Linked DNA regions of Mus musculus: region 1 is linked to region 2. A link is a loop called in an ENCODE intact Hi-C map of the cell type or tissue named here. Cell type or tissue: gastrocnemius. All regions are shown on one strand. Each heading gives the region's core, and the rest is flanking DNA. Links, peaks and the distances in the headings are about the cores only.

Region 1 (2,896 bases), core at 299-2,798, 190 kb before region 2:
AATAATAAAGACAAATGAAGAGGCCTCCTCTGTAGAGGAACTCCTCATTGGTGAGGGGAAGCTGGACATTAAATTAAGAACGATAAGCTCTGGGCCTACAATGAGGAGACCTGATGGCCGGGGACCTGGGATCCTTAATATCTCCATTGCATAATGGTACTGATGCTGTGGTAGGAGTAGGACGGAAGCTTGTGCCTGCCAAGCCCTGCCCTCGACAGGTGTGTGGTCTGAGGGGAGGTGGGCACTGCAGGGGAGAAAGTGAAAGAAGCTGGCTTTGCTGGTGTGTAGAGGAGGAGGGATGACCTGGGATGTGACTTCATAACTATGCTGGAGCCTCGGTGTCCCTCTTGGCTCTGTGCCTCAGTGGGGTCCCTCACAACAGAGTGGGAGTAAGGGTCAGTTCCAACACAGTGACCCCCTCTGAGGCCAGCCTGGTTGGATATTCTTGCCATTCGCCATTCCCCAGAGGAGTGAGAAGCAGTATAAAACCCCTAGGAGGACATGAAGGTCTCAAGAGGAAACACAACTGTGTAAATACATTCATTTTTGCTAGTATTCACCCCCCCACACACACACACAAATTAATAACACACAAAGCAGAAAGAGAATATCGCTTTCACCAGGCGAAACCCATGTCTGGGTCACGGGGTAGTGGGTGGTGAAGCTATAGAGGCTTATCTGCTCACTCTAGAACCCTGCAGGCGGCAAGATGGCCTGCTACAGCACTTCCCCTTCCCACCTCTTGGCCCACTGACAGGCTTGGTGTGGCCAGACCAGGCAGGCATGGAGCTTCAGGGTAACTGGGAAGGCCCCTGAGAGCTTATTTCTTCCCTACAGACCCATGGAACAGAGAAAAGCATTTGAACTTGGGCCTTGTTGGGGGGGGTGTGTGGTCTGCTATGAAGACTATGAAAAAAAATGAACTGCATTCCCATCCCTTTTGGGAGAGAGAGAGAGAGAGAGAGAGAGAGAGAGAGAGAGAACTAGCTAGCTGTCAGGGCTAAAAGAGCCGGCCTGAGATACATCCACTCAGGGTTGTCAATAACTCGGTTTTACGGATGTGCAGATTCACGGAGCTATATTTTAGTGCCTCTACATCATTGATCGGACTATCATTTCAGCTCCATAGCTCATAGCTAGAAAGCAGCCTACAGACACCCCACATTATGACCCTGCCCTCCTCGTTCGGGACACCACATTCCATTAGGAGCAGCTTGATGGATGGGCCTGATGTTGTAATCTTGCTGAGCAATTACAGTGCCATCCTATTACTGGGAGACACCCCCACCACCGCCCTGACTCCTGTACATGCAAGGCTCTGAGTAGGAGAAAGATCTGGGGAGATCCAGTACAGGAGGGTAATGGATCAGCCTTCTGGGGTTACACTCAACTGTACCTCAAAAGCCCTTAGATGAACACAGGTCCTCTGCATAACCTAAAGTCAGCAAGCATGGCAGATTCATTACCTGCTCTGTGCGGGGAGGGAGGTGCTAGAGAGGGGGGAATGCAGAGACCTTGAGTTATATAATTCCTGTCTCCTGGAACTTCTGACTCTTAGAAAGGGAAATTGGTGGTAGAGCATAGCGAGATGGGGAGAGTGGAGCTGGTCATTTGATCAGCCATCGGCCACGTGGCAGCCTGTGCTTACTGCCATCTGACTCAAACTGAGATCAAGTGAACTTCCACAGACGTGGCCATTAGGGGGCCTTTTCTCCCTCGCCATGAGAGCTACCACTAACTCATCTGCTAAGGGTTGAACTGTGTCCCTCCCCTAAGGCACATGCTAAGTTCTAGTGCCCCAAACTAGTGAATATGGCCTTTGTAAATGTAGTTTAGTTAGGCCATATTTCTCTTTTCCTTTTCTTCTTCCTCTCCCTCTTTTTTTCCTCCTCCTTTTCCTCCTCCACTTCCTCCCCTCTTTCTTTTCTTCCTCTTCCAACCCTCTTCCTCTCCTCTTCCACTTCCTCCCCTCCCCTTCCTCTTCTTCCTTTTCCTCCTCCTTCTCTTATTCCTCTCCTCCTTTTCTTCCTCGCCCTCCTCTTCTTCCTCCTCTTCTTCCCCATCCTCTTCCTCCCCCTCCTCTTCTTCCCTTCTTTCTCCTCTTCCTTTCTTCCTTCTTTCTTTCCCTCCTCCTCCCCTTCCTCCTCTTCCCCCTCCTCTGCTTTCTCACCCTCTTCCTCCTTTTCTTTCTTGCTTCCCCCTCTTCCTCACCCTCCTCCTCTTCCTCACCCTCCTCCTCTTCCTCACCCTCCCTCTGCTCCTCTTCCTCACCCTCCTTTTCCCAATACTGGGAGTTGAACCTTAGTCTCCACATATGTCAGGCAAGCACCCTACTTGCCACTGTGGTCAGTGGACCTAGAGCCCCAGAAAACCTTTCTCTTCTTTTGAGACAGAGTCTCACTAAGTTGACCTTGAATTTCAAAGTCCAAGCAGGCCTTGAACCTGTGGTCCTCCTGCATCAGCTTCTGAGCAGCTAGGGTAAAAGGCCTGCCTAGCAAGTCTGATGCTTCCTTAAGGAGGTAGAGAGATTTGAGCATAGGCACACTCAAAGCACAGGGCCATGGGGGCGGGGCCCAGACACTGAGAGAACATGGGGACCGAGTGGGCATGCTGCAGCCACAAGCCAGGGAGCTGCCCAAGCCAAGCCTCCTCCCTGGAGACGCAGAAGGGAATGTGGTCCTGCTGCACCTGGATGTCAGAGTCCTGGTGGCTGGAACTGTGAGAGGAGACATTCCTATGGGTGCCAGCCACAGCTGGTGGGTGCTTGTTATACAGCCCTTGGAGATGGGCTCAGTGCCTTGTCTACTGCAGGAGTCCAGAGAGTCCAGAGAGTGGCTAAATGGGGGACATAGAGCTACACAGGCCACGTGATGGTGTCCATCTCCTCCTGAGGACT
Region 2 (2,896 bases), core at 205-2,704:
CTTCTGTGCAGCATCCCACCCCCCTTTTCCTTCCCCTTATGACTTGCTTAGACTGTGACCAGCTCATAGCCTTTTGCCTACGCGTGTGATGAGTATGCGTGGATTCTGGGTGTGATGGACCATCTGACTGCTCAGGTCTCAGTAATACCACATGTGTGCATAAAGTGTCGGGCAACTCCCCCTTGTAACCCTTCCCCCAATAGCATCTTAACGGAAATGTGTGACCTTGGCTTGAGGTCAGCAGGTCAGCAATTAGGATTTGCTTTGGACAGATTAGAAAATGAGGCATAGTTAAACTTTGCTGGGCAGGGTCACAGCTAGGTGTAGCAGAGCCAGCTCCTGGCATCCTCTCCAGAGCCTCCTGAATTCAGATAGTTCAGGAGTTGAGCCACTCAGTAACTGGGACCTTGGGGATGCTATTGCACCCCGATTCTGAGGACTCTGTGAAATGACCTATGTGTTCGGGCCACCTTCATTCCAGGGTTTAAGGTTTGTGGTAGTCTCAAAACTCCATTCATATGTCAGATTTGTGCCCGCTTTATTTTGCTTCCACCGCTCTTTCCAGCGTTTTACTCTTCCTTTGTTTCTTGGAGACAGTGTGTAGACCAGGCTGGCCTGGAACTCATAGAGATACGCCTGCCTAATTCTACCTCTTTCCAAGTCAACTTTCTCCCTTTCTCTATTTCCACGACGAAAAGTCCTGGAAGGCAGTCTCCGGCATCAGCACTTCTCCCAGTCCCATTACTCTCTGAAGAAGGGATGCTGGTTATTATTGACCGCTTGGAGCTGGAGGAAGGGCCTGCTCCCCTCCACATAGCCCAGTGTGAATGTGGCACCTAAGAGCGCTGGGATCATCTATGTAAGGAATGCCTGCGTGCACGCACAGAGTGGGCGCCAAGGGCTCCAGCAGCCGGGATGCTTTAGGAGCTCAGCGCTCGGGAGGCAGTGAGTCCCGAGCCCTGGCTTCCCGATGCCTGGGTTCGAATCCCGCGACCCCGGGCAAGCACCTCGCTCGCTGCCTTTGTGTCTCTTTGAGTCCTACTCCTCCGCCCGGTGCGCTGCGGCAGGCAGGCCGGCGGGCGGTCGCGCGCGAGGTTTCGAGGAGGAGACACTCCTCGGCTCGCTCGGCCAGGCCGGGCCGGCCCACGCCGCTCCTCGGGGACCCGAGATGCTCCCCCAGGGGGGCTCGGAGGCCGCTCCGGGGAAGCCGCGGCCCTCTTCGGCCCGCGCCCGACGCGCGCCCGCGCCCAGGGCGGGGCGTCCACGCAGCCCCGGCGTCCCACGGCCGCCCGCACCTCTTTCTCTTCCCTCCCTGGCTCCGTCACCCCGCTCCGAGAGGGCCGCGCTCGCTCGGCTCAGCAGCGCCTCCCGCGAGCCACCACCGCCGCCGCCGCCGCCGCCGCCGCGGCCCCTCCCCCGCCCCCCGCGCGGCCGGCGCCCGTCACGTGACGCGCCGCAGCCAATGGCGGGCCGAGCCGCGGTCGGCGGCCGCCATTGCTGTCAGAGCGAGCGAGCCCGGGGAGGGAGGAGAAGCGCGGCCGACTGGGGAGGAGGGGGGGGGTGGGGAGGAAGAGGAAGGAGGGGACGGCGCTCGGCTGCCGGGGTCGCCCGCTGGCTTCGTCCGCACCCCCCCCTTCGCGGGCTCGCGCAGCGGCGGCGGCGGCGGCGGCGGCTCGGGGCGGCTGCGGGGCTCGCGTGCCTCCCGCGCCGGCGCGGCCGAGGGCGAGTCGCCCGCCGGCTTGGAGATAAACAAGGCGGCCGACGAGGCGGCGAGGCGGAGGCGGAGGCGGCGGCCCTGCGCGACAGAGGCGGGCGGCGTTGCCGGCCCGCGCCCCCCGCCGCCGCCGTCGTCGCCGTCGTCGCCACCGCCGCCCTCGGGCCTCCCGCGCGGGCCTCGCGCCCCTGGTGCCCGGGAGCCGCCGCCGCCGCCGCCCGGCCCGGCCCGCTCCGACATGCCCCGCTCTGGCGGCCGGGCTCGCGGAGGACCATGACCGCCGCGGCGAACTGGGTAGCGAACGGGGCGAGCCTGGAGGATTGTCACTCCAACCTCTTCTCGCTGGTGAGTGGCGGGGCGGGGGGGAGCCCGGGTTGGGGGGCGCGACCTCCCCGCCGCGCAACTTTCTCCTCCCGGAGCCCTGGCGGCGTCGGCGAGCGCGGCGCCCGGCGTGGACGTGCGTGGGGAAGTCGGGGCGCTGCGGACGCCGGGGCGCGCTCGGAGCGCCCACCTCCGTGGCAATCACACCCCCTCCCCTCCCCTTCCCCCCTTATTTTCTTTTTTTTTCTTTTTTCTCCTCCTTCCCCGAAATGTGGAAGGCTTTTCTGCCTTGTGCAGCCGCCGGCGCGGGTGAGCTGCAGGCTCGTCCTCTCTCTCTCTCTCTCTCCCGATCGGATCGGCTGCTCTCCCACTCGCCGGCGTCTGCCTTCTGATTTTTTCTTTCTCTCTTCCTCTGTTTCTCCGTTTTTTTCCCTTTTTTTTCCTTTTAATATTTCCACAATGACACCTGCGATTTCGCCCGAAAACAGTTGATGGAAGGCGATGGTGTCAGGGAAAAGGACTCTGGCAGCCGGAGCTCGCTCGCGCCGTTGTAAACACGGACAGCCGCCCGCCTCTCGGGGTTTACTACGCCGGAGAGCGGGAGAGCCATTGCTCGGAGCCCACGGAAGGTGGAGGAAGCTGCTGCTCCTCGCTCTCCTCCGCTGCCTTTAAAAACTGTTTTCTCTGCTTTAACAAGGAACACACACACACACACACACACACACACACGAGCAACAAGCTGGGCGGTTTGATAACATCGCTTTTATCTGCCTTCGCCTCTCCTCTCTCCCGCTCTCGCCTCTGATAATTGACAACTTTTGCTTTGGAAGTGCATCGCCTGCCTTAATCTCGAACCATTTA

Evidence for each region. Hi-C counts contacts between places; a loop is a spot of excess contacts. Peaks named below come from ENCODE experiments on the same cell type or tissue, not always from the same donor. Only the 100,000 strongest peaks of a DNase experiment are listed, where the experiment ranks them.
Region 1: it touches region 2 in a loop (2.0-fold over the local background); 3 of 42 quality-filtered maps call a loop at or near these places.

Annotation. Positions count from the first base shown.
Region 1 is chr5:118,364,161-118,367,056 of GRCm38, forward strand. No RefSeq gene overlaps it. Among named protein-coding and RNA genes, the nearest start is that of Gm46942, 5.7 kb to the left of the region's middle. In gastrocnemius, for the core only: a CTCF peak has its summit at 1,700; no DNase peak of the experiment used is centred there; H3K27ac peaks cover 579 bases.
Region 2 is chr5:118,558,799-118,561,694 of GRCm38, forward strand. Med13l (mediator complex subunit 13-like) reads left to right here and starts at 1,921. Exons shown (of 31, transcript NM_172424.4): 1 at 1,921-2,059. The coding sequence starts at 1,988. In gastrocnemius, for the core only: CTCF peaks have their summits at 1,333 and 2,152; DNase peaks (open chromatin) are centred at 1,430, 2,000 and 2,595; H3K4me3 peaks cover 2,098 bases; H3K27ac peaks cover 2,215 bases.